Regions from separate parts of the Homo sapiens genome. Here region 1 is linked to region 2. Evidence: read pairs that join two places in POLR2A ChIA-PET (ENCODE). Cell type or tissue: K562. All regions are shown on one strand. Each heading gives the region's core, and the rest is flanking DNA. Links, peaks and the distances in the headings are about the cores only. Region 1 overlaps RANBP9 (RAN binding protein 9). Region 2 has its middle 470 kb from the start of JARID2-DT.

Region 1 (16,580 bases), core at 7,385-11,384, 1.1 Mb before region 2:
GCTGCATCTTTCTCCCATTACCTCTCGAAGAGCTATAAAAATATAAATATACAATACCTAAAATTAAGGCCTGGCTATATTTACTAAGATGGCCTTCAAAGTACCTATTCATTTATCCTGCCTTTTAATAATTAAGACAATAAGGCTCTAAAAACAAGAAAAGCCTATTAGTTTGAGAGTTCCTCTGACGATTCTTTGTCGAATAATTCCATCTGTAGTTAACTACTACAACAACAACAAAACACAAAATAACTTGTTAAACTGTTAAATGTTAAGGAAAATAATCTATCATATGCATAAAACAACATATTCTACTTTTCACCCAACAGACACAAAATTGTTTATGTTTCCAATAAACTGACATTTTTGGTTAATAAAATTATTTATATTTTAATCCATATTTAAAATCTTGTTTTTCAACATATCCCTATAAGATTAATAAATAAAAAGTAGCAACTTTAAATCACACAAATAAGTTCAGAAGAAACTGATTTACATTTCAATTCTATAAACATTACAGGTTCTACTTGTACCAAATGAGATGTACCTATAAAACTATGGAGACTGAGATGCGTTTTACTGTTTTGTTTTTCAATAATATTTCTCTTCACAAGTGCTATAACTTAAAAATTACACTGGATGTTCAAGACTTGTTCACAGGAAGTCTCCAATTTTTAATATAAATCGGTCAAAAAATAGTGTTCTTATTTACTTAAGAATTACAAGGAAAAAAAGGAAAATTATTTCAGAAATAAAGACAAGCTAATTGGAACACAAAGTAAAAGACCCCACAAGAAAAGAGGAAAGAGAATGGAGGAAATTTTTAAAATAACGAAGTTAGTCAAGTGTTACAGATCCTTTAGAATTTCTCTGGCAGGTTTTCCAGTTTTTACCAAAAAACTCTTCAAAAAAACAAAATAATAGAAGAAGTTAGTCAAAGAAGACCCAACATACATTCATAATTAGAGTCCCTAAAAAACAAACCCATGTAATGGAACAGAACAAATACTGAAAACCATCATACGAAAAAACTTTTCTGAAATAAAACACTTGAACCTACTCTTAAGACCATACCAAGATCAACACCAAGACATAGTCAAGTAATGGTTCTTTAAAGAAAAAGAAAAATCTTTCAGGTAACAGGCAAATGACCAAATTTCTTGTAAGAAAAAAATGTCTGAAGACTTTGAAAATGTCCATGGAGCTCATAAAAAAACATGGCTGGGTACAGTGGTTCATGCGTGTAATCCCAGCACTTTGGGAAGCTGAGGTGGGAAGATCATCACTTGAGCCCAGGAGTTCAAGACAAGCCTGAGCAACACAATGGGACCCTGTCCCAACAAAAATAAAAATAAAAATAAAAAATAAAGTTAGCTGAGCATAGTGGTGCGCACCTGTACTCCCAGCTACTCAGGAGGCTGAGGCGGGAGGATCGCTTGGCCCCAGGAGGTTGAGGCTGCAGTGAGCCATGATTGTGCCACAGCCCTCCAACCTGGGCAACTAAGTGAGAGTCTGTCTCGGAAAAAAAAAAAAAAGAAAGAAAGAAAACATGAGCCAGGGATTTTACATACAATCAAAGCTTCAAATATAATGAGTATAATGGTCACAAGCAAATAGTTTGAACCAAAAGGACTTAAAAGAATATTGTTCCCATGAGCTCACTTGTAGAATGTGAGCTTCAGATAACCAAAAAATCCTCGAAGTATCTTTGGGATAAGGTCTGATGATGAGTATTGAATATAATTTAAAATTAACACTAAGTGATCAGAATAAAGATAACAGTATAGTGTATGCAAATGTTATATGCTCATAAAATATAGATATAAAACAATTAACAAAAAAGAGAATTTACAGAAAAAGCAATGACCTACTGATACACTCAACTACCTGGATGAGTATCACATGCATCATGCTAAGTGATTACAAAATAGCCATTTTCAAAAGGTTACATTTATATAACATTCTGGCTTCAAAAGGCAAAACTATAGGGACAGAAGACAGATCAGTGGTTGTGAGGAGTTGGGGGTGGGAGGAGGGTTTGAGATAAAGGGGCAACAAGAGAGAGTTTGGCGTGGTTGTTATGTAATTTTAGTTGTGGTTGTTATGTAATTCTATTTGTCAAAACTCACAACTATACACTGAAAAAAATGTATTTTACTGCACATTAATCAATAATACATTTTAAGTGCAAAAAACCCACAGACACTGGGGAAAGGGAAGAAAAGGTGCTGAAGAGGTTACTAGCTAATTTCATTATTGCTCACAATACAAGAGTACCTTAAAAGGAGGGGACTATAGGTATTAGTATAAATGTACCTCTCTCAATGTAAAAATATACTAAACCTCTCAAAAAAAAAAGAGCAAACAAAATAGATAAAATAAAAAAATTCAAAAGCAACAAAAATGTTTCAAGTTTCCTTTCACTCCCATCCCCATTTAACCACTTCCTCTACTTACAGCCAACTAGTGTCATCAGCTATTTGTGATACCTCTTCAAAGTTTTCGATGGCATATTTGCTTCCATTTTCAAAAGGAAATAACAAAAGAATAAATCAAGAACTAATGAAAATGGTTACCTGAAGGGGGAAGAAAAAAAGGATGACGTGAACCTTCTGTGAAGTGCCTTCTTTCCTTTTTTTTTTGAGAGAGAGTCGTGCTGTCACCCAGGCCAGAGTGCAGTGAAGCAATCTTGGCTCACTGCAACCTCCACCTCCCAGGCTCAAGCGATTCTCCTGCCTCAGCCTCCTGAGTAGTAGCTGGGATTACAGGCACGTGCCACCACACCTGGTTAATTTTTGTATTTTTAGTAGAGATGGGGTTTCGCCACATTGGCCAGGCTGGTCTCGAACTCCTGACCTCAGGTGTTCCTCCCACCTCGGCCTCTTAAAGTGCTGGGATTACAGGCGTGAGCCACCGCACCTGGGCCAAGTGCCTTCTTCAACAGTCTTACTTTGAAACAATGTAAATGTTTTATATAATTAAAACAAAAATTTAAAAATCAGTCCCTAAGAATGGAAGATAATTTTAAGTAAGTGAAACTAGTATATATCAAGTTGGTGGCAGAAATACAGAAAAAAGAATTACTTCAAGTGACTTTAAAACACAGTATTTTGAATATCCATCCCTAATGGGATATATTCTAAAGACTGAAGCAAAATTAAAAAAAAAAAAAAAAAAGACTGCAAAAAAACATACAGTATTCAATGTTCTTAATACATAATTTTTTTTTTTAATTGATGGAGTTTTGCTCTTGTTGCCCAGCCTGCAGTGCAATGGCACGATCTTGGCTCCATGCAACCTCCGCCTCCTGGGTTCAAGCGATTCTCCAGCCTCAGCCTCCCGAGTCACTGGGATTACAGGCGCCCACCACCAGGCCCAGCTAATTTTTGTTACTAGTAGAGACAGGGTTTCGCCATGTTGGCCAGGCTGGTCTCAAAACTCCTGACCTCAGGTGACCCACCTACCTCTGCCTCCCAAATTACTGATATTTTAATTTGGCAATGTATCAAGATATTCTAGGCTAAAGCAAATAAATATGTAAATATCACTAGAATCAAAGATTCTCAGAATAAGAAAAAAGAAGTATAAAATGAGAGACTTTAAAACTGATTTGGAAACTCTGCAACTCATGAACTCACTTTGAAATGCATTTTAAAAAGATGGGGTGTGGATGTACAGATCTATAATAAAGTAAATATAGCAAAATCTTAATTCTAAAATCTAGGTGGTGTGTACAAGGGTATTCACTGTATTAACTCTGTCTTCTGTATGTTTGTAAATGTTGGGGAGGAAAACTCCTTAGATTCTGTACTATACAAATCACAAAGAATCACTGGGATGAATCTCAACTCTTAACCAGTCTGTTTTTCCATCTGACAACAATTACTTCTCATCAACCATTTTAAAACATTTCAACCACTCCTCCAAAAAACTATCCATACTACTAAATCATCCACAAAGCCAAAAAGGTCTAGGACCAACAGATCATTTCTCCTTATCTTGGAATGTTAATCAACCTAAGTGATTCCAGCAATAGGCAAAGAGCAAGAATTCAATATATCTGAGATAAACATAAATAGAATGGTTATAAACTGTTTTCCTGGTTCTGAAAAACTGAAATATGATTTCAAGTAATATATTCATCAGGACAAAACTATATACAATCTTAAAGTTATATGACATGGGTGTCTTTAAGACATTAAAATGAAATTTTCTTCCTGAATTTTCAATTAAATTTATATTAAAGTGAAAGTATAAGAACTGGTACCCATGAGAATAATTTTTTTTAATCTCTCATGTGACTCAAATACATCTTAAACCTATTTTTCTTTCTTAGACTAATGTTGAAAGCAGTTTTAATAGAGAAAAAAAGCTGGAGAGAATATACTCCAAAATGTCAACTGCCATTAATCCAGGTGGTAGGATTGTATATGCTTTTAAAAATATGTTATTTTTTTTCTATTTCACAGGATTTGTTTATTTGATTTTCCCTTTTGCATTAAGAATGCATTACCTTGTAATTGGAAAAAAAAATTTCTTGGGAAAAAAAAAACACCTATACTTGTTAAGTATAAAATAACTGACAGAGTAAGAGGTAAGGGTGATTTGGGATTTAAACTGCACTAAAGATAACCACTTCAAGAATAATTTGAGAAACATGATGGTTATATATCTTTAGGTCACTTTTCCCATATTTCATACCTTCTTAAATAACCAATTTTTCTCTCCACCAAAAATGTGGCTCCTACCATTCTTAATGGTTTTTAGAACATATCCAAAATCCAAGACTCACATTCTGTTCATTCCATAAATATTGACTATCTATACTCTGTACTATGCACAGCAAGTGCTAGGGGATTACAAAAGAAAAGATGTTATTATCCCTACCCACCTCTACTTAGTTAACATATTTATGCAGCACCTATTTTGTGTCTGGCATTGTTCTACACAACATGGATATAGCAGTAAACAAAACAGACCAAAAAAGCCTCTCTGATAAAGATTTTCTTCTCTTGTCTTTCATTGTTATGCCCTACACTTAGCCAAATGCAGCAAATCCACCTCAGAAATCCCTCTGCATCTCCTTAAAACTCACTAAAAACAGCAATATATAAATCTCTCATTTTGTCTGAGTATATCAGCTCCGTGCTGATTTCATTTTTTCCCTACCCAGCCTGAACTAAAATGGTCCATTTAGATATTCCCTCACCCGTAACCTCAATTACTACAATTGTTCTTCCAACTTACCTAACCTATAGTTTCCCATTTTGCATCAATCATACAATTCAACTTTCCTCTCTAACCAGCTGGGTATATAGTAAAAAATTGTAAGTATGTAAACCGCTGTCACAAATTTGTGGTTTTAAATCTCACAGTTCCTCAATACCTTCACTTCTCTGATCAATGAACATTTACTAAATATCTATGTGTAGGATGACACAGATAAAGCTGTGGCAAAGACAAAAGTCTGTGCCCTCCCTAAAGGGATACTCTAACGGGTAGGACAGATCTTAAATAAATAATTATGAAGGTGATTAAATGCTATGAAGGGGAAGTACAAGATGCTGTGAAAGGGTGTTAACAGAGGAGCCTCATCTTGTTTGGAGGTGAAAAGGCTGTCAAGACAGGCTTCCAGAAGTAGTGATAAGTGCCAATAAATAAATTCCGCACAGCATCCCACCTTCCTAATTTATACTTAAAACCCCATATCCCACCTACTGGGCAAAGAAACTTGCCTCATTCGCCTCCTCAGCCTTCTCCTGGACTCACTAGTGATTCCTTCTCCTCAGCATATACATACAACAAGGTCTCTCCCACCCAAACATAAATTGCAATAATTTTTCCGGAGAGTAATTTGGCCATGTGCATCATAAGCCTTAAAAATGTGCATACCCCTTCTTGTGATCCATAATTCCACTTCAAGAAATCTTTCCTACGGAAATAAAGACAAATTTCATGCAAAAAAGAGTATTTAGAATAGTGAAAGAATTAAAACAATCTAAATAACTGGCAACAGGAGAACAGCTATGGATGTGCCTTAATAAACTTAGACTATGCCACAGCCAAAAATAAAAAGATATTCAGAGCTTTTAATCTCATAGAAGAATGCTTATAATTATGTAAGAAACATACTATAACTGCTACATAGAAATAAATCAATAATAATCCTCTACAAAAAAATTCAAAAATAAGCCAGGCATAGGATACATCTCTGTAGTCCTAGCTACTCGAGTGGCTGAGGCAGGAGGATCACTTGAACCCAACAGTTTACAGTGAGCTATGGTTACAGTGAGCTATGAATGCGCCACTGCACTACAGCCTGGGCAACAGAGAAATACCCTGTCTCCCCAAAAATACTAAATAAATCAATGATAAACACAGGATGTAAAAACCTGTATAAAGAGGATACCAGGCCGGGCGCGGTGGCTCACACCTGTAATCCCAACACTTTGGGAGGCCTAGGTGGGAGGATCACGAGGTCAAGAGATCGAGACCATCCTGGCCAACATGGTGAAACCCTGTCTCTACTGAAAATACAAAAAGTAGCTGGGCGTGGTGGTGTGCGCCTGTAGTCCCAGCTAATGGGAGGGAGGCTGAGGTGGGAGAATTGCTTGAACCTGGGAAGCAGAGATTGCAGTAAGCCGAAATTGCACCACTGCACTCCAGCCTGGCAACAGAGCGAGACTCTGTCTCAAAAAAAAAAAAAAGAGTATAACTAAGCTTAAAATATAAGTGTATATATAAAATCCGAAAGAAACGAGCAGAAGTATTGATAGCAATTAATTATACAAAAATCATGGTTTAGTTTTCTCCCTTACATTTTTTCTGTACTTTTTTTTCTTTCCTGAATTTCCAAAATTTCTTCCCCCCCCCCCCCCCGCCCCCCGAAATAGAGTCTCACTCTGTAGCCTAGGCTGGAGTGTAGTGACAGAAACACAGTTCACTGCAGCCTTGACCTCCTGGGCTCAAGCGATCTTCCTGGCTCAGCCTCTCATATAGCTGGGACCACAGGTGCATGCCACTACACCCGGCTAATTTTATTATTTTTATTTATTTATTTATTTTTTGAGATGGAGTCTGGCTCTGTTGCCCAAGCTGGAGTGCAGCGGCGCGATCTTGGCTCACTACAGCCTCTGCCTCCCAGGTTCAAGGGATTCTCCTGCCTCAGCCTCCCAAGTAACTGGGTACAGGAATGCGCCACCACGCCCAGCTATTTTTTTGTATTTTGGGTAGAGACAGGGTTTTACCATGTTGGCCAGGCTGGTCTCGAACTCCTGACCTCAGGTGATCCACCCACCTCAGCCTCCCAAAGTGCCGGGATTACAGGCATGAGCCACCATGCCCAGCCTAATAAACAGGGTCTCGCTTTGTTGCCCAAGCTGGTCTCGAACTACTGGGCTCAGGCAATCCTCCCACCTCAGCTGCCAAAAGTGCTGGGATTACAGGCATGAGCCACCACGCCTGGCCTTGAATTATCAAATTGGCAGTGTATTACTTTTCTAAATGGGTTGTGAATTATTGTTTCTCACAACAGCAACACAGCTACTAAGTCCACTGGCACATTATCTCCATTCCTTACCTCTCTTTGACACACTGCACCTGCTATCACCCCAATTTTAAGGAAACTGCTATCACAAGGACTAATTAACCCCCCAAATGACAAACCAGTGGAGACTTAGCAGTCCTCCTTTGAACTGACTTCCTTGGCTTCTGAAAACACCTAGGATCTGCCTTCTAATTCTCTGACCATTCTTTTATAGAATCTTAGATGATTATGTAACAAGAAGAAATTGTTTTAAAAAATTCATAAGTACATGAAAAGAATCTCAGACGAATTCCCTCCTTCTATATGTCCTTTAAATATGGTGTTTCAGGTGTCCACCCTAGGCCCTCTTTGTTTTTGTTACATTACATACTTGGGTGATCCTATCAATTCCCATGGCTTTAACAACTTAACCTTCTGACCACTCCAAAATCTACCTTCAGCCCTACTCTCCTAAATCCCATTTATTTTTAGTCAAAGCCTTTGCTATTAATTTTCTGGGATTCCCCTAGCAGCTCAAACACTGTTCTCATCATCATCTTCTTTAAAGATCCACTTCCTGGCCAGGTGTGATGGCTCACAACTGTAATCCCAGTACTTTGGGAGGCTGAGGCAGGAGGATCCCTTGAGCCCAGGAATTTGAGGCTGCAGTGAGCTATGATCACACAACTGCACTCCAGCCTGGGCAACAAAGTGAGGCCCTATCTCTTAAAAAAAAAAAAATCCTCTTCTGGTATTTTCTGATGTATTTAGTCACATCACTATCCATTTAATCTTCTAAGACAAAAGCTAGGGAGTCATTCTTAACATTCTCTCAACAACTACCTTTACGTGCTTACTACTCCTACTTCCTAATCAAGGAAATAAAGACAGATTTCATGTAAAAAATTAAGTCCTAATTAGTTAACAAATCTGTCTACTTTCCTCTACAACCCCACCACACAGATTAAACCCTCAATTTATTATTACAATAACCCAACTGATCTCTAGAAGTCAGTCTCAGATCTATTTTCCATATTACCCTCAGATAACCCACCTAAAAAGCAAATCCAACCATATAATTCCCTTGCTTAAAACTAGCACCTGAAAGATAAAAGGTAACACCCATTAGCATTAGAAGTCCCTTCATGATCATCTCCAGACACATTCCTCCCACAAAACTTTATGCTGAGCTTCCTCCAGCAGCAGCAGTGGCAGCAGCCAGCAGCAACAGCAGCAGCAAGAAGACACGAGTTTGCTGTGCACCAGGCATCTTTTTTCAGAGCAGCATCAAGCTACCTTGAGTTTGCTTCACACCAGGTACTCTAATAAGTGCTTTAAGTGAGTTATGTAATTTAGTCTTATGAGGTTGGCACTATTATTTCCTTTTCACAGACTGAGAGAGTCTGTCAAAAAATACAAAACCACAGAACCAGTTAAGTAGCAGAGCCAAGATTTACATCTCCACTATATTTCTCAACAAAAGTAACTAGTCAGCTTCTAAAACAGCTACTAATCTTTAACATCTCTGTTCATATCCTATCTTGTGAAGGATACCTGAGCAACTGAAGGACAGAGAAGCTTATGTTTAACTGTATTCCTCTTCTGTAATTTTATGTAAGCTTCCTAGATAGACTTCCCTGATCACCACCCTGTCTTCCAACAGTGTTGGTTACCTCCTCCAACATACTTCTCTAATTTGTTTATATGTCTACTACTGTGTATCTCATACTGGATTTTATTAGTTACTTACATGTTCATTTCCCTTCTTACCTGCAAACTTCTGGAAAGTAGGTACCCTTTCTCAGCCATGTTTACAGCCCTGTCTCCATCTCTGTCAATCCTAGGTTCTTAGCACAGTATCTGGCACATAACAGGTACTCGACAAACTAAATCTCCTCGTCTGTTATTTTCCTCCTGTTATTTTTTTTTTTAAATCTCTATCACACTCTATCCTCAGGCAACCGCCTCACAACCTAACTCCTAGCCCTAGCCCGTAAACTCTGTAGCAGTCTTGCAGACCGCCATCACACACTTCATCCTCTCCCCACTTTGTATTATCTTTCTAAAGCAGGTATCATATATCTTCCCTACTCAAAAAGATTGAAGGCAGTCTGGGTGCAGTGACTCATGCCTGTAATCCCAACACTTAGGGAGGCAGGAGGATAGCTTGAGGCCAGGAGTTCAAGACCAGCCTGTGCAACATACCGAGACCCATCTCCACAAAAAAAAAAAAAAAAAAAAAATGCTGGGCATGGTGACGCACACCCATAGTCCCAGCTACCTGGGAGGCTAAGCTGAAGCAGGAGGATCACTTAAGTAAGGGAGGTCAAGGCTACAGAGAGCCTTGATTGTGCCACTGTACTACAGCCTGGGTGACAGAGCAAGACTCTGCTGCAAACAAAAACAAAACAAAACAAAAAACTGAAAGCTCCCTTCTACCTATAGAGTATATTTCACCCTAGAACTATCATCAAGGCTCTATAACATCTGATTCCATTCTCACTTTTTTTCCTTTTTTTTTTTTTTGAGAGATGAAGTCTCACTCTGTCGCTAGGCTGGAGTGCAGTGGTGTGATCTCGGCTCACTGCAACCTTTGTATCCTGGGTTCAAGCGATTCTTCTGCCTTGGCTCCCCAAGTAGATGTGACTACAGGCATGTGCCACCACACCCAGCTAATTTTTGTACTTTTTAGTAGAGATGGGGTTTCACTATATGTTGGTCAGGCTAGTCTCGAACTCTTTATCTCAGGTGATCCACCCGCTTCGGGCTCTCTAAGTGTTGGGATTACAGGCATGAGCCACCACACTCAGCCTGTTCTTACTTTTATAACTCTTCCTTATAATCCAAGTCCCCAACAATACTGAACCATGTATCTCTGCCAAAGACCACAAAGTTGCACTCTTCCTGTGAGACTATTCTGGCCATTTACCATAGTCTGGAATGTTCTTCCCCAAAAAGGCCTCTCAAATTCTTACTCATTTTGTAAGGTCTACCAACTACTACTTCCTGTATAAATATTTCCTTGAGCCAAAATTAATTACTCTCTCCTCAGTTTTCCCATACATGGTCTCATTTCTAAGTACTTAGTATATTATGTCTTAAGAGTTGCATATTTCTGCTTCCTGCCTTGTCCCACCATATCTTCCAAACACCATATACCAACAGTTTGGTCAACAAAGGACTATGTATGTAGTCCTCTGTTGGACAGACCAGGTATGTAGTAGGTACAGCCCAGGTATGTAGTAGGCTATACCATCTAGGTTTACATAAGTACCCTTTACGATGTTCATAAAAAAACATCGCCCAATGACTCATGTCTTAGAACATGTTCCGTAGTTAAGTGACATATGACTACACTAAATTTGATCTTCCTCAAGGGCAGGGACCACATTCAGTTCACTCACTGTATTAATTGAGTTTCTACTAAATGTCAGGTCCTCTAGTAAGAACTATGAATAAGACAAATCAATAAAATAATTTCTTATCCCCACTCAGCTGCTGACGATGTGCTATATCATAGGTGTTCAACATATATTTGTTAAATAAATATATTGCTTACTTATAATAAATGTATTGTTTACTCTTTGTTCACATTTACCCTGTGCTTCCATTTGCTGCTTACAACGAATCAAACCTAGAAGGAAAGATCCTTCTAGTTTTCAAAGCTAGACAGGAAGAAAGACCTTTGTTCTCCTCCCCCGCCAAGAAATAAACTAGAAAGTCAGCAAGCATAAAAGGAACATTCTGAAAGAGTGCACTTTATTATCAGCAGAAGAATTTAGGAACAGAACAGAGAGACTGAATTACTTGCCAGTTCTTACTGAAACACTGTCAAAGAGTGGCATCAATATTTTGTTTGAAGAGCTAAAAATACCATTCATAATAAATTATAATTCTAAAAACTTTCAAATAAAAATTTTGTTCTCTCTCACATTTAGAATTAACAGTATGTCCACTGCCTCTATTAATATGCATAATTTAAAATTTGAATGAAATCCCTGAACTGAAAGTACCTAAGATACAGACTCCTTAAAGAAATTCATCTCAACGGTCAATGATCACTAAAAAGAAGGGAAAGTAAACACACACCCGTTAAATATATGCCCTAAAGAAGTTATGCAGGGCCAGGCATGGTGGCTCACGTCTGTAATCCCAACACTTTGGGAGGCCGAGGTGGGTGGATCATTTTGAGGTCAGGAGTTCAAGACCGGCCTGGCCAACATGGTGAAACCCCATCTCTCCTGAAAATACAAAAATTAGCTGGGTGCGGTGGGGCATACCTGTAATCCCAGCTACTAGGACAGACTAAGACAAGAGAATTCCTTGAACCCAGGAGACAGAGGTTGCAGTGAGCCAAGATTGTGCCACTGAACTCCAACCTGGGTGACAGAGACTCCGTCTCAAAAAAAAAAAAAAAAAAAGTCATGTAGATAAAGTGATTTAATTTTTCTTGTGAAATGCATTAGATTTTATTTTTAAATTAATAATATTTAAAGACTATTTAGTCCTAATAAATTTATTTAGCTGCACATATACAAAACTTAGGTTCAGTTTAAATGAAAACTCATGGCAGAAAATGAAATATATTCTTTCACTCAATAAAAGGAACTTTCTTCAGGTCTCATTTTCTAGGCAATAAAGAAATACAAGTAACAATCATGACAGTCATATTCCTAATTTTCCAGGGTAAACCTAGAAATAACGTACACCATAGGAATTAAAAGTCTTTACAAGCACATAATACATTAACACCAGTTCTTTCTACCCTATTGAAAGAGGCAATTCACATCCAACTCTTGCCATTTCATGAGAAAATTTGTTGCCAAGGACAATTTATTTTAAAAACTGAGATCTGGGATAAACACTGTTTAAAAGAAAACTCAGTGTTTTTTTTTTGTTTGTTTGTATGTTTGTTTGTTTTTGAGACTGAGTCTCGCACAGTCACCTGGGACGGAGTGCAGTGGCGTGATGTCGGCTCACTGCAACCTCTGCCTCCTGTGTTCAAGCGATTCTCCTGCCCCAGCCCCCCAAGTAGCTGGGATTACAGGTGCCTGCCACCACGCCTGGCTAATTTTTTGTATTTTTAGTAGAGACGGGGTTTCACTATGTTGGCCAAGGCTGGTCTTGAACTCCTGACCTCATGATCCACCGGCATCAGCCTCTCAAAGTGCTAAAGGCTAGAGCCACTGTGCCCAGCGAAAATTCAGTTTTAAATTAAGCAGAATAAACTCTCAGATGGGCACACATCACTGCAAACAAAAGGTTCCTAACAGCTACTCTTTCTGGTCCATACTTTACAAAGATGTTGAGATTTTTAGGAAATAATCTTTTCTCCAGAAAAACATTAGTTGGCCAAAATTAGCAATATGAGTTGCTTTTTTTTCATAAATGAATTGTTCTTTGCTTCCAAAAACAATGGGCTGGGCCTAGAACTTTGTTCGACACGTTTACCAGAGAGATAAATGAATGTGACCAAAGAAGTACAATAGTTTGGCCAGGCGCGGTGGCTCACACCTATAATCCCAGCACTTTGGGAGGCCGAGGCGGGTGGATCACCTGAGGTCAGGGGTTCGAAACCAGCTTGGCCAACATGGCAAAACACACTAAAAGCACAAAATAAGCTGGCCGTGGTGGCGCATGCCTGTAATCCAGCTACTCGGAAGGCTGAGGCAGGAGAATCACTTGAACCTGGGAGGCAGAGGTTACAGTGAGCTGAAATCACACCATCGCACTCCAGCCTGGGCAACAAGAGCGAAACTCCGTCTCAAAAAAAAAAAAAAAAAAAAAAAAAAACACAAAAAACAAAAAGGCAGGGCACAGTGGCTCACACCTGTAATCCCAGCACTTTGGGTGGCAGAGGCAGGCGGATCACCTGAGGTCAGGAGTTTGACACCAGCCTGGGCAACAGGGTGAAACCCCATCTCTACCAAAAATACAAAAATTAGCCAGGTGTGGTGGTACATGTCTGTAATCCCAGCTACTTGGAAGGCTGAGACAGGCAGAATTGCTTGAACCCAGGAGGTGGAAGTTACAGTGAGCCAAGATCGTGCCACTGCACTCCAGCCTGGGCAACAGAGCAAGACTCTGTCTCAAAACAAAACAAACAAAAAAATAGTTTTCTCCAAGAACATACAAGAAATAGTACTTCTTCTAATCCATTCATTTATTCATACCTTTAAAAGCCAGCTATAAGTTAAGTACTGGAGTTATAGAAATTAAAATAGTCCCTTACTCTTAAATCTGTAGGGTCATGTTGGCAGTAAGCAGACAATTGAAACAATACAAATATCATAATTACAGTCTGGCCAAAATGTAAAGGAGGCATAGAAAAGGCATATTCCTACTTTAAGGAGAAAATGCCATAAGAAAGGTACTCCTAAACTAGGACTTGAAGACCAATTAATTAGCTAGGCAAATAGAGAAAGGGATAAGAGAAGGTGAAGGAAGGGCATGCATAAGGAACTAGAAATATAAGCCAGCATGCGTAGTCAGAGAACTCCAAATGGTACCTTATAGGTGAAGAGCAGGTGAGAATTAGGGATTCTTCAACATAATTAGTCATTAGGGAAATATAAATTAAAACCACAGCAAGAAATCACTAGAAACCTATTATAATGGCTAAAAATTTAAAAAAAAATGACAATACCTAGTGCTAAGATCAACAGGAACTCTCATACACTGCTGGTAGAAATGCAAACCAGTGGGCCAGGCACAGTGGCTCACACCTGCAATCCCAGAACTTTTGGAGGCCGAGGCGGACAGATCACCTGAGCTCAGGAGTTCAACACCAGCCTGGGCAACATGGTGAAACCCCGACTCTACTAAAAATACAAAAGATTAGCCGGGGGTGGCAGCAGATATCATATCCCTCCACAGCATGGCTGGTTTCTGTCACTCAACAAGCACATGAAACACAAGAACTATGTCTGTAAGGAACTTACTGTCTGGCTCAGGAGAAAAAAATGTATATATGAAAAACGTATATATGTAAAAGCTAGAGGCCGGGTGTTGTGGCACATGCCTGCAATCCCAGCACTTTGGGAGGCTGAGGCAGGCGGATCATTTGAGGTCAGGCGCTCGAGACCAGCCTGGCCAACATTGTGAAACCCTGTCTCTACTAAAAATACAAAAATTAGCCAGGTGTGGTGGTGGGCGCCTGTAATCCCAGCTACTTGGGAGGCTGAGGCAGGAGAATTGCTTGAACCCGGGAGGCAGAGGTTGCAGTGAGCCAAGACTGCACCACTGTACTCCAGCCTGGGTGACAGAGCGAGACTCTGGCTCAGGAAAAAAACAAAAACAAACAAACAAAAAGAACAAAATGCAAACTAGTATAGCCACTTTGTGAAACAATTTGGCAGTTTCTTACAAAGTTAAAAATACACTTAACTACAATCCAGCAATCCCACTCCTAGATACTTACTCGTGAAAAGAAAACTTATGTTTACACAAAAACCTGTATATACATGTTTACAGTTCCAGCCAAAAAACTGGAAACTGAGAAGTTCTTCAACTGGGGAGTGGGTAAGCAAACTTTGGTTCACTTATCTACAAAATTAGATTTAAAAGGACTGTTCTATGAATATATACAACAGGGAGGAATCTCGAATGTGTTATGCTAAGTGAAAGATACCAGACTTAAAAGGCTACAAACTATATGATTCCATTTATATGCCATTCTTGAAATGGACAAACTATAGAGACAGAAAACCAGTCAACAGTTACCAGGAGCTAGATATGGGGAAGGGTTGTCTACAAAAGAGTATGGCAGAATTTTGGGGGATGATAGAGCTGTTCTATATAAAGCAGTCCGCATTTATCTGTGGTTTTGCTTTCCTCAGTGTTTCAGTTACCCACAGTCAACTGAGGTCCAAAAATATTAATTGGAAAATTCCAGAAATAAGCAATTTGTAAGTTTTAAACTGCATGCCATTCTGAATAACATGATAAAATCTCATGCCATTGGATTCAGTCCCGCCCTGTCCCCACCTGGGAATCATTCCTTTGTCTAGCATATCAACGCTGTATTTACCACATGCCCTTTAGTCACTGAGTAGCCCTCTCAATTATCAGACTGAAAAAAAACATAGTATATATAGAGTTCAGTACTATCTGCAGTTTCAAGCATCCACAAAGGGTCTTGCAATGTATCCCCCACAGATAAGGGGAGTCTCCCATATCAACTGCGATGCTGGTTATATGACTATACATGTTTGTCAAAACTCACAGAACAGTACACTAAAAAGAATAAAGTTTACTATGTGTAAAATATACCTAATTTTAAAAACAAAAGAAAAAGGGTAAGGTATCCTGGCTACAAAGAGACTGAAAAATGACCCAAGAGCTAGTCAGATCTGAGGGGTCCTGTTAAGAAGCTCTACATTTTATCCTTGAAGCAACAGATATCTCAAAAAACGGGTAGAGGCAACTCAGTTTTTTATTACTAAGAACCCTGACAACAGTTATAGACTAGAATAAGAGCAAAACAGGCAGCAACTGGAGACCCATCAACCAACTATCTGAGAGTAATTCAGCAGATAAATAATTGAGATCTGACAAAGGGAGAGGCAGTAGAGATGAACAGAAAAGTTAAAAGCAGGAAATTCTCAAGTTTCTAGCAATAGTGAAACCACCAACCAAATGTTTTTTTTTTTTTTTTTTTTTTTTCAGAAAAAGATTTTAAACAAGCTAAATTTAAATGCCTGTGGGACATTCAAATGCAAACATTTGGTTAGACACATTGTCTGGAGCTCGAGGGAATAAGCTAAGATGTAGCATTAGATTTGAGAATCATCAGGGTATTTGCAGCCAAATATGAGGTCAAGTTCATATAATTTGAAGTATAAAAAGAATCAGCTTACTGATTATACAGCTTGTAAAGTGAGAAATGGTGACAATCGTGTGCCTATTTCAATATGGGCCTCTCTCAACCACTCTATCCTTGGCATCTCTGATTTTCTCTTTGGCTTGATTACCCTAAGAAAACTGAGGCAGTTACATAAAAAGCTGTCACTGAATTCCAAGTTTTTATTTTCTGTTGCTCATACTGTTGACATCG
Region 2 (16,580 bases), core at 5,039-9,038:
GAGAAGGCAGCTGTCTACAAACCAGGAAGAGAGCCCCCACCAGAACCCCACCATGCTGGCACCTTGATCTCAGACTTCCAGTCTCCAAAACTGGGAGAGATAAATTTCTGTGGTTTAAACCACCCCATCTGTGGTACTTTGTTAGGGCAGCCTGCACTGACTGAGACACAGGGTAAACCCCTATTTAACTCCATCCTTCCCCTCAAGGCGAGCAAGCTTGTCCCTCAGGTCACCTTCCTCCCGCTGCTAAAAATAATCCCACCTTAGCCAGGCCCAAGTGATCTTCACTTCTTTCCTTCCTTCCTTCCTTCTACAGATCATGGGACTAAGCTTCTGACTTCTGGAAGTCAGGGAGAAGATACAGAAACCAAACCTATGTTTCTGCACACACCGGGCATGGGACATCCTCTCTTTCAAAGACCAACTAGAAAAATCTGACGGCTCCAGGATGGTTTGCACCAACATCATTCCAGGGAGAGGTGTTCTGTCTGCTTCTTTCCAACTGTGATTGGCCTTGTCCAACATTCTCTCTCCAACATGCGCGCTGTGTCTGGTTTTTATAAATATCCTCCGGAAGGAGGTGAAAAGGTCATCCTGACTCACATCAGCAAAAGTAAGAGGGCATTGGTGGAGCTTGTCTCCATCAATGATATATTTTAGAAATCTCCTAGCAACAACAAGCCTCTTTGTTATTGAAATGTTTTTGAAACATGAAGACACAAAAAATACACAAAGTCTGGGTACACCCAGACACCCAAAACTCTTGCACTCGGCAACGCAGTTATATTTTGCTGAAGTTAATGTGGTAAGGGTCAGGAGGGCAGACAGGACAGGGGCCAAACAGAGGTGCAATTTCCACACAAACTTCACCTCTGCCTGTCCCTAAATACCCCATTTCCACTCCACCTGGAGATTTCAGCTGTGAACTATGCAAGGGTGAGAAGGTTTGGTTTTCCCAAGCTTTGCCAAGGTCAAAAGCATTATGAAGAACGTTACTGTAATTAAACATCATGAAAGCATCATGGAGGATGCTGTTGTAATTAAACCAACAGTTCTCATCTCCCCCACATGCTGCAGTGGAACCTAAGTGTATTTATAAAAAAAAAAAAAAAAAAAAAAAAAAGCTGGGGGAGTTGTGTAAAGGAGGAGGTTCAGAAAAGAGAGGAGAATTCCGGAGGAGAGTTAAGTACTAAGGAATGGGGGTGGGTGTAGCCCAGTCCAGCGGCCCTCCAAGGAAAGAAAGGAGCAGGCTTTCTGAAGAGATGGGGAGCCTGGGGGAAAGATAAAAAAGAAAAAAACAAAAAAAAAACAAAAACAGTAGATTGGATCATCAGATGTTTCCTGAATGTACTCAGGAGGAGACCAAAGAGAAGGTGTAATTTCACATAGGCAGGAACATTTGCTGCATTCTTCCAGACAGAACCCAAGGGACACGGGGCCCCATGGGCTATGTCCTGCTGTCCACACAGGCTTTAAGAGTGTCCAGACAGGACATTCAGAGATGGCATTTCTCAGGTCAGAACCACTAAGAATTGCTGTTGTGTTGTGTAACAAGAAAGGTGAAAACAGGGCAAAGAATTCGGCCGGGCGCGGTGGTTCACGCATGTAATCCCAGCACTTTGGGAGGCCGAGGCGGGCGGATCACCTGAGGTCCGGAGTTTGAGATCAGCCTGATCAACATGCAGAAACCCCGTCCCTACTACAAATACAAAATTAGCCGGGCGTGGTAGCTACACGCCTGTAATCCCAGCTACTTGGGAGGCTGAGGCAGGAGAATCGCTTGAACCCGGGAGGCGGAGGTTGCGGTGAGCTGAGATCGCGCCATTGCACTCCAGCCTGGGCAACAGAATGAAACTCTGTCTCAAAAAAAAAAAAAAAAAAAATTCAAGGGCACAGACTGCGCCCTGCTGGCTCTACACCTATAGCATCTCGTCCTGCCCTTCCCGAGTCTGTGGCTCTTGGGAGTCTCATTCCCTCCTTTCCAGGGTGTGCTTCCCCCGTGGGTGGTCTCACGATGCAGTGTACACCCCGCATCGCGGAGTCCTCCAGTAGCTTCCCCTGTCCAGTCTCCTCCACCTTCTGCTTCCGCTCAAGACCTTCAGGAGTTCATACTTCCTGCCCTCTTCCCCATTCTAATTTTTTAAACCATGCTATGCAAACTATGCAAGGTCCCTTGTTTCTGCCTCAAAGACACGCCCCAGTTAAACATGGAGAGCACTCAGGGAATTCACTCTGCCTGCCTTTTGTGCCTGGAGTGAGTTATCCTCTGCTACTGTCCTAACCCATGGTAAATCCACCCACTAATCCGTGGAGAGGCTGGTGCCTACCTGCTTCCCTTATCCCAGACCCATCTCTTTGCCTCCGAAGATGACTTACTGGCCAGTTAGTTACACCATTCTTTAACATTCTTTAACCTTAGACATGGAGAGCATTGGTGGATATAATTACACTTGATAGTTCTTGCCACAATATCGTCTTTGGTCCTTATGGGGGCCCTTTTCTTGTCTATTTGTTTTATCTATCCCCTTTGTTCCCATTTATAATCCTCATTAACTGCCCCCCCCACAAGTAATTATTCTAATGTATTTAACGTCCATCTTTTTGTATGTTTTCTTACGTAATGTTTATTGCTCTTTGGTGTATGTGTATTTTTAGTTTGTGGAAATGATTTATGTTGCACATTTTTTCTGTTTTTTAATCAGCATTATGTTTTTTAAGAAAATCCACATTGCTATTGTATATTGAACCCATTGCTTCTTGTTACTGCAGAGTATTTCCATAGATGATGTATATCTACCATGTTTCACTTAGGAACTCTCCTGGTACTGCAACTCTCCATCAACATAATAATATATCAACATATTAATATGAACATCCTTATATGTTTCTCCCTACAGACCAGCGTGAAAACTCTTTGGGATATGCATCTAGTTATGAAATAGCGGGGTCACAGTTTATGCAGGTATTTAATTTACCTGAGTAGTACCAGATTACTCATGAAAATGGCTACATGTCAGTACTAGACTCTTACCCACAGTGCATGAGGAGCCCTAGATAAGACAAACCCCTTTCTCCACCGTCAATTGACACTACCCCGCTTTCTAATTGTTTCCTGTCTAAATTGGTATAAAGTGAATTCTAATTTGCATTTCTCTGGTTATTCCTATATATAAGCATTCCTTTATATTTATTGTCTTTTGGATTCTCTTTTTTCTAAAATGCCTGTTCATACCTTTTGTTCATTTTTCTATTAGAGCTACTTTTCAGGCTTTCTTTGAATATTCTACTTACTAACCCTTTGTCAGATTTAAACATTGCAAATAATCTTCTTCCACTCTGACATTTCTCTATGAATTTTGTCTATAATATCCTTCCATGAAATAAAATTCTTAATTATGATGTAAACAAATTTATCAATTTTTTTGCCTTCTGGTTTGTACTTCTGGAATTTTATTTAAGAAGTCCTTTCTTACCTTTCTGCTGAAGACATTCTCCTAATATTTTCTTTTATTAACTTTATAGCTTTAGTTCTTACCATCAGCAGACCTGTTCTCTAGAGTAAGCTTTTGATCTATCTGGAGGTAGAGTCTACTTTTGCATGCTGTGTAAGGTGGGGATCTCATTTTTACCTTTTCTGTGCAGAGCTTTTCTGGCAGTCATTCAAGCAATTTCCCAGTAATGTGTGGTGTCTCATCATTGTTTCTAATATGCTTGGGTCTGTCTTTGAGCTTCCTATCGTGTTCCATTGGTCTATATATATGTTAATGCATATGATTTGTATTACTATGGCTTTGTTGCAAGTTTTAATATCTCGATAAATTCCCCTTTTATTTTTGTTTTCTTTTTAAAATTGACTTACCAACCGGGCGCAGTGGCTCACGCCTGTAATCCCAGCACTTTGGGAGGCCGAGGCGGGCGGATCACCTGAGGTCGGGAGTTCGAGACCTGCCTTGACCAACATGGAGAAACCCCGTCTCTACTAAAAACACAAAAATTAGCCAGGCGTGGTGGCGCATGCCTGTAATCCCAGCTACTCAAGAGGTTTAGGCAAGAGAATCGCTTGAACCCGGGAGGCGGAGGTTGCGGTGAGCCAAGATCACGCCATTGCATTCCAGCCTGGGCAACAAAAGCGAAACTCCGTTTCAAAACAAACAAACAGAAAATTGACTTACCTATTTGTCAATCTTTATTCCTTCCAAAATTTCTGTAGTTCTTGGGGAAAAAAAATCCAACTAGAATTTTGATTTGAGAGTGCATTGAGATGATAAACTAATTTGGGAAGAGCTGCAATCTTTATAACATTGAATTATTCATCCAAGGACACAATATTTATTGATATCATGTTCTATGCCTCCTATAAAAGTTTTAAAATATTTTTCCAGAGAAGTCCGATATAATCTTGATCAAAGAAATTCCTAAATATTATATAGTTTTTGTTACTATTAGGGAAGTTATTTTTTATTATATATTCTGGATAATTTTATTGTAAAAAGAGCAGTATGGCAGAGCAGGAACTGAAATTTTCATTTTGTCTAAGTTAATTATTCCTTCCCGCTAACAAGAGAAGAAGGTCTTCCTGAGCTGAGCTCTGCCAGGAGAAGAAAAGTTGACTTTTCTCCCTGCCTTTCCCCTTCCTTCAGTCAGTGATCCCCACCTAACCTTCAATGTTTAAAACCATTCCTGGCCGGGCGCGGTGACTCACGGCTGTAATCCCAGCACTTTCGGAGGCCGAGACAGGCGGATCACCTGAGGTCGTGAGTTCGAAACCAGCCTGACCAACATGGAGAAACCCCCATCTCTACTAAAAATACAAAAAATTAGCCAGGCATGGTGGTGCATGCCTGTAATCCCAGCTACTCGGGAGGCTGAGGCAGGAGAATCGCTTGAACCTGGGAGGCAGAAGTTGCAATGAGCAAGATCACGCCATTGCACTCCAGCCTGGGCAACAAGAGTGAGACTCCGTCTCAAAAACAAACACAAAAACAAAACAAAACAACAACATAAAACCATTCCTGATTGAGAACCGTTAGGTTAGAAACATAACATCAAACTGTAAAATTTACAGTGACATTCAGCTGGATTTTAAAAACCAACTCCTTCATTCATATTTCTCACTCTCACTTCGATTTCCCCCCTTTTATTCCATAGTCCTTTTTACTAAGTCTCAGTGCATGGAGTACCCTCTCCTTCCCTCTGCAAATTCCACCCCTCTTAACCAGGAAAGGAGTTCTGCACCTTGGATTCCCACTTGCTTCTTACAAATGCCTCAACTTTGGTGGGACTGAGTGGAGGTTTGAGGCATGAGCAGAGTAGGGATGAGCTCCAGTTCTGTAAATGAAAACAACATTGGGTGCCCAATTCCAATTTAATATCTTAATTTACTCTAAGAGCACTCTGGCTAACTCCCAACTGGTTTATTTGGAAATTGCAAAGAACACCTTGCCAAGTCAAGCATTAATTTCCCTTGGAAACACCACAATGTAATCTCATGTGAAGAAAGAATATCCCTAGAGTCTCTGTGACTTTGACCATCCCCCTTCATGAGCTGTGGCATGATAGTATGACGGAGCTGTTTACTCTTTCCTGGGCCTGATACAACCTGTGACAGTCATCACACTAGCTATAAGTGACTCTCTTTCTGCCATCTCCAGCTCTCATTAAGTTTTTTTCTGGTTTGTTTTGTATAGATGCCAGAGTCTTTGAATAGATAGGGTGAGTGTGAAGAAGCAAGGACAGTTTATCCTACCAGAATCCCTTTCCTGACCCTTGGATCACAATTGAAACTTGTGATTGTCTTAGTCCATTTTCTGCTGCTATAAAAATATACCACAAACTGCATAATTTACAAAGAAAATAGATTTATTTCTCAGAGTTCTTAAGACTGGTAAGTCCAAGAGCATGGTGCTGACATCTGGTAGGGATCATTCTATTGTGAAAAGCATCACATGATGAACAAGCATATGAGATGGGAGAGAGGAAATCAGGCCAAGCTCATCCTTTTCTCGGGAGCCACTCCCACAATAACTAACCCAGTCTTATGATACCTGCACCAACCCACTGATGAAGACAGAGCCCTCATGAGCGAATCACCTCTTAGAGACCTCACCTCCCAATAATGTTACATTGACAACTAAATTTCAACAAGAGTTTTGACAGGGACATTCAAACCACAGCAGTGATCCAAACCTTTCTTTCTCCGTGCCAGTCCAAGATCAACCTAAAAAAAGACTACCTGTCCTGTAGATACATTTCGTTGGGTTTAGAGAGCTGGTGGTGGGAGTACAAACCACTGCACAGTCCGAGTTATCAAAATGAGGTTTAGTTGTAGGGGAAGTGGATTGTTGACAGTCTTATCAAATTCCCAGGCATTTGCCTGTAAAATGAGATCACTCTAAACCTGGAGAACATTTCACTTGCAGAAGACATTACTCCCCCATTCATTTGTAACTATTTTGTGTCCTGTGCCTTCTATTGGAACTTTTCTCCCTGCCTTTCCCCTTCCTTCAATCAGTGATTCCCACCTAACCTGCAATATTCAAAACCATTCCTGATTGAGAACCACTGTTAGAAACACAACATCAAACTGTAAAATTTACAGTGACATTCAGCTGGATTTTAAAAACCAACTCCTTCAGGGCCCTTTCTATGTCCCTGTTTTCACAACAGAATTTATCACTTTCTTCCCTAAATCTCTGTGTGGTGTTCCTGGGCAAACACATCCATCATACCCAATTAGGCAAAAACAGACAAGAAAATCCAATTCTCTCCTCTTTCCTTCCTCCTTTATACTGAACTGCGACTAAAAGCAGCACTCACTATTAGTGATACTAATTTGGTACTTAATTATCCTCAGGCTTCTGTCTTCCCCTAAATCTGTTCACCCTTTACCTCTGCACTTTGTCACCAATAACTGACTAGAAGCTCCATATGAAAGACCCGTACCTGGGCCAGGCGCAGCGGCTCACGCCTGTAATCCCAGCACTTTGGGAGGCCGAGGCAGGTGGATCACCTGAGGTCGGGAGTTCGAGACCAGCCTGACCAACATGGAGAAACCCCATCTCTACTAAAAATACAAAATTAGCCGGGCATGGCGGTGCATGCCTGTAATCCCAGCTACTCAGAAGGCTGAGGCAGGGGAATCACTTGAACCTGGAGGCGGAGGTTGCGGTGAGCCGAGATCGTGCCACTGCACTCCAGCCTGGGCAACAAGGGCAAAATTCCGTCTAAAAAAAAAAAAAAAAAAGAAAAAAAGAAAGACTCATACCTGCTCGATTCCTCCTGGTCTCTCCCGACACAGTGGTACAGACTTAATAGCTCTCAGTACCTATTGGGGTGAACTAACTAGCTGACTCCACTTCTGACACTTCCATACAGATCTGGGGAGTGACGGCAAACCTCCACTTCAAACCTGGTTTCTTGAGCAAGCCATTTTATTTATGGACAGGACACCAGGGGCACAGTGAGTGTTTACATGTGTATTTTAAGTCAGCATGACTGTGCGATTCCTGTATCTCCTGGGTGTTGCCTTTTCTCTTTAAAGACGGCATTCCTGCTTCACATTTTACTGTCACGTAAGACATACTCTAGCCTCTATAATGGGTGCCGAGAAGTGGATATTGTAGCCCCAAGGGTTTTTAAGCCCCCTGATGAACACATCATTACGCATTCACAACGGTAAAGTGCATTGTTAGGTTTTCAGCAGCCTGCAAGAGAGACCCTGCTGAGCAGGATGGAGAAAGTTGCGGCAATTAATTGGTAGAGTTGAATTGTTAACATTCTCTCAGTGTTCCCAGCACAGGGCTCTTGACTGGCTTGCTGGAGAAAATAACTGGGGGTGGGAGAGAATGAAGGGTGGAGTAGAGGAGAAACAAACTCTCATTAAAACCCCAATCAAGCCATTTTAGCACTTTTTTTTTTTCCACAAGGCATTTCCTTTGAATCTAGAATGCTATACTTGTTGAACGCTATTATCATAACAAATCGCTGCTCTTTCCTAAAACTTGAAATTATTTGCTTTCCTTGGGAGATTTTTGTGTAGGGTGTGTATTGGGAAGCTCATATGCTGGATTCCCAAGAGGATATATGTTTGCACTACAGTCTCTGACAATATGCAATTCTGTACAGGTACACACATATGTAGGTATATTGTGATACCAAGACAAGTGTGCTATAACAGAACAGGGACTCCTATCATAACATGTTCCAAGTTGTGTCCATTTCTTTCTCCTCTTTGGAGTATTGGGCTGAAAGAGAAATGGGTATTTCTCAAAAATGATCTGGCGAGTGCCCAGAAAACCTTTTCGCATATAAAGGTTGCTGTCATAGTGGACGCTGGTGACAGTGCGTGCACAGGTCTTCTTTCCAGAGCTCCCTTCCACTCCTGCCTTGGTCACAGGGAGCTCCCGGTAGCCATGCCTGTTCAACACGGCCCCATACTCCGAGCCATGTTGACTGGGACCAGAGTGAGCACCAGACGCGTGCCAGACCAGTGAGAATCTCAAATTCCAGACCCCAGGACTTTGGAATAGCAAGAGGTAGACACTAAGGTGTGTGTTTTCTATCAGATAGACTGAGGGGCAGATAAAGTCATCCAGCTAAGAGAAGAAAGGAGAATAATACAAAAACAGATAGAAAAGGGAGATGGAGAGAGAGTGCTGCCTACGTGCCCAATGGAGCATCCTGTCTCTAGGGCTGACCTGTCCAGCTGACGTCCGCATTCATGGATTAAGGACCTTTCCGCTGATGTTCAGGAATGAAAAAGAAAAGCCAGGAAAGAAAATCCCCACTGAGAATCCTAAGAAGTAAATCTTCATCTTGAAGAGAAACATTCCTATGCCTCCTACATTATTTCTACCTCCTCCAGCAGCAAATTTCTAGCAACAAAACGTATCATCAAACACATCTTATTCAGGGACAAGTGTCAGTGTGTTGTTGTCATGATTAAATTTGACTCATAGGTACTCAAAGATTTCATGTGCTATATATTTATCTACTTCTGTTATTGAGAAACTTGGAGGAAAAGACTAACTCTGTGTACAAACTCAATGCATCCCTAAATATCGATATTTTGTAGAGGTGGGGTAATTTTTACGGCATTGAAAGAACTGCCTACCCCCAAACATCCCCTACCCTTCCTAGTCAATGTGTTGCTATTTATAAATTCCATTGTTATAGTCATTCTTCTATATTAATGAGTCCTGTCCTCTGTTTTCAAAAATTTTCTTTTAAGACGTAAATATCATGTAGAAGATTTTACACACTAAACCCGTAACACAATAGCATGAATTCACTCATCAGATTAGTTAGTTGGTATTTTAAAAGCCTGAGGATCAAGGTTAACAGATGGTAATCTTTAATGGGCAAGAAAACAGATTTCTCTCACGTTGGAGAGAATTACTGGGTCTCTGTGTATGTGTGAGGGTCTATTGGTGCCGCATAGTGAACACGACCCTATTCCTCCCTCAAGAAGCTCAAAGTTAAGTGGAACTGGGGCAGCCAGATGTATAATAACTGCAATACCTTGCAGTATCTGCACTAATTGAGCTGTGTACTTGATACAGTAGTAGCATGTGGATGGCACAAGGGGAAGGGTATGGAGTTTCATAGATGAGATGCAGCTTAAGCTGGGCCTTGAGCATGGGGAAAAGTCCATGAAGTGGATGTTCCTTCCAGGCAGAGACACCAGCCTGGGCACACAGGTGGCACGCTAAGGGGAACTGCAATATAGGATTTGATGTGGCTTTCCATCAAACAGAAGGAAGGAGGGCCTGGAAGGATTGAATTAAATTGTTATTGGGACTGGATCATAAAGGCCTTGCTATGGTTTGAATGTTTGTCTTCTCTGAAACTCATATTGAAACTTAATCCTCAATGTAACAGTATTAAGAGGCGGGGACTTTAAGAGATGATTGGATCATGAGACCTCCCAATCTTGGACTTCCCAGACTCTAGGACTGTAAGAAATAAACCTCTTTGCTTTAGAAATTACACAGTCTCAAGCATTCTGTGATAGCAACAGAAAATGAACTAAGACATGCTCTTGACACATATCAAGATATTATATTTTTTAAAAAATACAATCCTTGGAAGCTTTGCTAACTCTAACAGGCTACCTGCTGGCCAAGATCAAATACACAGAGCCAATAGGAACTACCAAGGAGGTTGCTTCTGAATTCTCACAAACAGTGTAAGCAGAGGCCTGCCCAAGGGAAAACCAATATGGCTCTTTCTCTCAGCCTTTCTGAGACCTGGCCCCTGAGCCCCAGGGTGACAAATGCTTTCTCAAGAGTATTCCTTTCTTTTATTTTGTTTTGATGATTTACAGGGCTTATCAAAAATGTGCATGACTTCCTATTTACAACACTTGTAACCCTATCTCCAAAACAGACTGACATTTAGATAGTTTTAAGATTAATACTTAAAGATTTCTCTGCATTTAAACTCTACTGATTAACTCATTCAGGCATGCTAAGGTCCACCTGTGTGCAATGCTATCTATGCCTATGTCTCGAAACATAGCAAAATTTATGTTAGTTAAGGTAAAAAGCTCCCTGGTTTTGCTCATAATCAAAGGATCATTTAGGGCCATTCCAAATCAATCTCTGTCATGCATTTTTAAAAAAGAAAAAAAATCAAAGGATTTTTTTTTAAAGCAAGGGACACCATAAACAAAGCGAACAAACAACATATTGGAAGAAGATATCTGCAATGTGAAAACTGACAAGGGACTACGATCTAGAATACATACAAGGAACTCCTGCCAGCCTACAAGATTGGGGCAGCCATTCTGGAAAGAATCTGGCAGCACTCAGCCAACATAAGGATGGACGTATGCTATGACCCAGCAATCCTGTCCCTGAGACACAGGGCATCCCTGTATGCCGCTAATTCCTAGGGATTCTCCCATAAGTCAAGGGGAACATGTATAAGGATGTTCATGGCAGCACTTGTGTAATGGGGAGTTGGAGGCAGTCCAGGGCCTCATCACTGCAGAAGCAGATGAGACAGCAGAGGAGCACAGGCTGGAGTACTATACAGCAGCGAGAAGACACCACCTCCTCCCCACACGTAGCAACACACATCACGACAACATGCCGGGCAGAAAAAGTGAGAAGCAGAAGGAGGTTGTTTGTGTACCATATTCGTAAATGCAAAACACGTTTACAATACATCTTACAAGAATACAGGCAAATAAAATACTACAAACAAACGTGTTAAACTGGTTACCTACAAAGAGGACAAAAATAGAGGTGGGGATGAGAATAAAAGCAAAGCCTGAAAACAAAGGAGGGCCTTGAAGAAATCAAAGGTTAGAGTGTGCTGTGGCCTGGACTTCTGCATCTGAGGGTTAAAAACAAACACAACAGGGACAGGGAAGCCACTAGCCATAAGGTCCTTGAGGGGAGGGTGCAATGAGCTCCTCTCTAAATCCCTAACAGGACCCAGTACTCTGTCCCATCTTTAGGCAACGCCTACTTTTTGAACAATGGATATTTGATTGGTCAATATTTAACAAATGCATGAATAAGAGGAACAATTAATCTAACAGAGGGTGGCCAGGACACATGGAGTCATTCTCCATAAACAAATCATCACAGATGCCCTCTTGGGTGCCAGGCACCGTGATAGATCCTGGGAGTGAAATGAGGGATGAGAGACAGTCTCTTTCCTCTTGGATGTAGGCTGAGGAAGTGCAATGGCTGAGTCAAGTGGCAATTATGACACACACTGTTGACGGCAGTGACACAGATAAGAACAGGGCGCCCAGAGACCCTGACGTGGGGCTCCTAACCTGACTGTTCAGGAAGAGCATCCCAGAAGAAACTGATGCCCAAAAGATAAGAAGTTACACAAGTAAGGAGGAGGGAGGGAATGGAGCATAAGAGGCAAGAAAAACTGCATGTGCAGTGGAGCCTGGGTCTGAATGTCGCTGTCGTAGCTCTGACACCTGCTGCAGGCGGGCCCATCTTCCCAGCCTTCGATACAACATAGCGGTTACTTTAACAGGTGGAGCCATACCACATTCTTAGTGTTCTCAAGCCGACTTTATCAAACAAAAACTGCTCCCTGGGTAAGGGAAAAAGAAACAAAAAGAGCTCTTTTTCAGAGCAAGCAAATGTGCACATCCAAGTAGATAGATGGTGCCTAGAGCAGTGTAACAGAAGTCAAGTACTTACCATTGTCCTGCAAAATCATTTCAATGCAACTTGAGAGCAATATAGCAATCTGAAAGGAAAGGCTTTTAGCCAGCCGAGCTGGTTCAGGTTTCCAGTTTTCCTTTGATCCCATGATTCTAATTCTTGTTGTTTATCAGCACGGATGCTCACAGCTGATACACTTGACAAGTCTCTCTGGAAAACGTTATCACGTGTGTAGAGCTTTGGGTTCGAACTGGCTTGATGAACTGAAACTAAATCATTAGAAATGCCAGTGCTGGCCGAGCGCAGTGGCTCATGCCCGTAATCCCAACACTTTGGAAGGCCGTGGCAGGCTGACCATTCAGGAGATGGAGACCATCTTGCTTAATATGGTGCAAGCCCATCTCTACTAAAAATGTGTCCAGAATTGGTGGGTTCTTAGTCTCACTGACTTCTAGAATGAAGCCGCGGACCCTCGCAGTGAGCGTTACAGTTCTTAAAGGCGGCGTGTCCAGAGTTTGTTCCTTCTGACGTTCGGATGTGTTCGGAGTTTCTTTCTTTAGGCGGGTTCGTGGTCTCGCGGGATCAGGAGTGAAGCTGCAGACCTTCACGGTGAGTGTTACAGCTTTTAAAGTGGCGCGTCTGGAGTTGCTCATTTCTCACGGTGGGTTACATAATCTACACTGGCCTAAGAAGTGAAGTTGCAGACCTTTGCAGTGCGTGTTACAGCTCATAAACCGCAGTGTGGACCCAAACAACGAGCAGCAGCAAGATTTCTTAAAAAGAGCAATAGAAGAAAGCTACACTGTGGAAACACCTGCGAGCAGGTTGCCACTTCTGGCGCTGGCAGCCTGCTTTTATTGTCTTACCTGGCCCCACCCACATCTTGCTGATTGGTCCATTTTACAGATAGCTGATTGGTCCATTTTGACAGGGTGCTGATTGGTGCATTTATAATCCCTGAGCTAGACACAAAAGTTCTCCATGTCCCTCCCCTCCATGTCCCCACTAGATTAGCTAGATACAGAGTGTCGATTGGTGTATTTACAAACCCTGAGCTAGACACAGAGTGCTGATTGGTGCATTTACAAACCTTGAGCTAGACACAGAGTGCTGATTGGTGCATTTACAAACCTTGAGCCAGACACAGAGTGTCGATTGGTGCATTCACAATCCCTTAGCTAGACATAAAGATTCTCCAAGTCCCCGCCAGACTCAGGAACCCATCTGGCTTCACCCAGTGGATCCCACACCTGGGCCGCAGGTGGAGCTGCCTGCTAGTCCCGCGCCGTGCGCCCGCACTCTTCGGCCCTTGGGTGGTCGATGGGACTGGGCGCCGTGGAGCAGGGGGCGGCGCTCGTCGGGGAGGCTCTGGCTGTGCAGGAGCCCAGGGAGGTGTGCGGGGGGAGGCTCAGGCATGGCGGGCTGCAGGTCCCGAGCCCTGCCCCACGGGGAGGCAGCTAAGGCTCCGCGAGAAATCGAGCACAACAGCTGCTGGCCCAGGTGCTAAGCCCCTCACTACCCGGGGCTTGCGGGCCGGCCGGCTTGCCGTTCCGAGTGCGGGGCCACTGAGTCCACGCCCACCCGGAACTCGCGCCGGCCGGCAAGCACCTGGCGCAGCGTCGGTTCCTGCCCGCGCCTGTCCCTCCACACCTCCCTGCAAGCTCCTGCCTTGGCCAGCCCACAAAGGGGCTCCCACAGTGCAGCGGTGGGCTGAAGGGCTCCTCAAGCGCGGCCAGAGTAGGCGCCAAGGCCGAGGAGGCGCGGAGAGCGAGGGAGGGCTGCAAGGGCTGCCGGCACGCTGTCACCTCTCAAAAATACAAAAAAAAAAAATTAACCGGGCGTGGTGGCGGGCGCCTGCAGTCCCAACTAATCGGGAGGCCGAGGCAGGAGAATGGCGTGAACCCAGGATACGGAGCTTGCAGTGAGCCGAGATCGCGCCACTGCACTCCAGCCTGGGCGACAGAGAGAGACTCCGTCTCAAAAAAACAAAAAAAGGAAACAAAAGAAAAAAGAAATGCCAGTGCTAGAAAGAATGCACAAGATCATCTATTTCAGGCGGTCTCAAACTTGAGCCTGCAACAGCATTCCCTAAAGGGCTGGTTAAAACTACACAGATAGCTAGACCTCACCCAGCGTGGCCCATTCAGTAGGTCTCTGTTGGGGTTTAAGAATCTTGCATTTCTAACAACTTCCCTGAGAATGCTGTTCCAGGGACCACACTTTGAGAACTACTCTAATTTTATTGATGAAGATATTGAAACCCAGAGCATGTTAGTGATTCATGTAAGATCGCACACATTCTAGGTGACCAAACCCAAGTCTTAGGAGAATGTGGTGGTTGGGAAATAAAAAGCTATGAAGATTTTTTAACTAAAGCCCTTGGTATTAGTGCATCTTATCTGGTTTTTACAACTATCTGCCTTCTCTTTCCACCCAAGCCTGAGAAGTACTGCCAATTATGGTGTGGGGTTGTGACAGCAGCAGAGGAGGTGGGGGCGGGTACGGAGCATCCACAAAGCCCTGGATGTTCTTGCCGGTCTTAACACCCTATCTCCAAGCTCTCTGCACAGTTTTCAGGGCATAAGTCAGAACTGTGAGAACTAGCAAGGACTCAGCGAGAGCTTCTTACCCGTGCTTCACGACACATTAAAAGGCAAAAACGTGTTCCTGCAGATCAACCCGGAAGAGCCTGCTGCTTACCGGTTGGCGCCCAGTACCTACACGGCAATAGCTGCTGCAGCCTGACAAATTCGTTGAAACTCTCTGAAACACAAAGGAATCACCGCCAGCCTCCCTCTCCCATTGTAACCCTGCCATTGTGCAGGTTGTAGTCTGGGAGAATGATGGCCACAGCAATTGTAGGACTTTCAATGCTTTAAACAAATGGGGGAAGGGAGGAGAACTAAACAAAACTAAACAAAAGCAACCACAGGCCTGTTTACCAGAGAGAAGTCTTAATGGGTTGCAAGAGAAAGAGCAGGAAGTCTGTGCTTTCACTCTCATTTGTCTGCTCAGTGGTGAAGAGCCTGGAATGGACAAAGATTTGGGCTTGCCACCCTTGTTTTGTTGTTCAACCCTCCCTCTTTTTTATGAGGAATTTGATGGAGGAAGCCAAGTAAGTCATCAGTGGGGGCCCTTGCCATCATCAATGTCAGTTATTGAGTTGAGGGCGCATTGTTTAGGCATTAAGAATTCAGATGCCAAGTTTCTCTATTTATCATATCTAGGGCCCTGAAAGCTATGGACGACTCACACTATTAACTGATATTTGTTGTTTAGAGCAATCTAATCCTTACAAGATACTTTTTGGATGGACTGTCTCATGATGTATTATTACAAAAATGGAAATGCTTTGCAAGAAGCATAATTCTGAATGCCACCAAAAAATAGCGATAATCTTTCTGCCCATTGAACAGTTTTGTTCAATGAAGTGTCACAATTACACCACAGCTGTTAAACAAGTTGTGTTACTAGTTCTAGATTTGCTTCCATTCTCTTTAGAGCTACATAGGTATGTGATTTTTTTTCTCCTCTGGAGATTTTTGATCATGGTGTGACTTAAAGGGAGGGTTTATGCATTTTATTCCAATGAATCCCAGTTTTAGTTAACTAGCTGGTAGTTGAACAAGTCATATAATAACAATTTTCTTTCATCTTAATGCAGATTTTAAATAAAATATTCATAGCCTTTTTTTTTTAAATATATACAGAGGTTCACTCTGTCACCCAAGCTGGAGCGCAGTGGCACTATCAGAGCTCACTGCAGCTCAACCTCCCATGCCAAAACAATCCTCCCACTTCAACCTCCTGAGTAGCTGGAACTACCAGCATGCACCACCACACATGCCTAATTTTTCTTTTTAATTTTTTGTAGAGACAGGGTCTCACTATGTTGCCCAGGCTGCTCTCAAACTCCTGGGCTCAAGCGATCCTCCCAAAGTGCTGGGGTTATAGGCGTGATACACCATGCCCAACCCACATAGCATATTATTTAAAACAATTATCTACTTAATTTTGAGAGCAAGTTACTAACAGACAATCATAGCCATCTGACCACCAGCCTGAGCTACAGCTCATCTGACCTCCTATGGCCACAACTGAAAAGGCTGAAGGAATCAGCCAGAACTCCATCTACTCAACCCACAAAGGTCTTGTTTAGAAAGGTGTTACAAGCTAGGGCTTCCAAGGTTGGGAAGCGCAAATTCTCTTTACGTTGCCTTTAATTTTTTCTTAATAACCTAGTTCAGATTTTTGAAAAGTAGAGGCTCCCAGAACAGCAGAACACACCATGCTGAGCTAGCACCTCATGCTGTGCTATAAAGAGAGTTAACACCTCCCTCCAAAACTAAGTCCACTCTTGTGGTTTGCATTATTTCCCCTGCCCTCCCCACACCCAACTCCACACAGGTGCAACTCTGATGTAGTTTTAGGGTTCCCAGA

The links. ChIA-PET counts read pairs that join two places held together with the same protein. Peaks named below come from ENCODE experiments on the same cell type or tissue, not always from the same donor. Only the 100,000 strongest peaks of a DNase experiment are listed, where the experiment ranks them.
Region 1: POLR2A ChIA-PET joins it to region 2 with 5 read pairs; 1 of 35 experiments calls an interaction of 5 or more read pairs at or near these places.

What each region holds. Positions count from the first base shown.
Region 1 is chr6:13,679,237-13,695,816 of GRCh38, forward strand. The region is part of intron 2 of RANBP9 (RAN binding protein 9); the gene reads right to left. LOC124901523 (U7 small nuclear RNA) reads left to right here and starts at 844; the gene lies at 844-905. In K562, for the core only: no CTCF peak of the experiment used is centred there; a DNase peak (open chromatin) is centred at 9,575.
Region 2 is chr6:14,770,167-14,786,746 of GRCh38, forward strand. No RefSeq gene overlaps it. Among named protein-coding and RNA genes, the nearest start is that of JARID2-DT, 470 kb to the right of the region's middle. RefSeq lists enhancers at 13,778-14,329, 14,330-14,881, 14,772-15,066, 14,882-15,433 and a silencer at 14,772-15,066. In K562, for the core only: a CTCF peak has its summit at 7,451; a DNase peak (open chromatin) is centred at 7,485; H3K4me3 peaks cover 215 bases.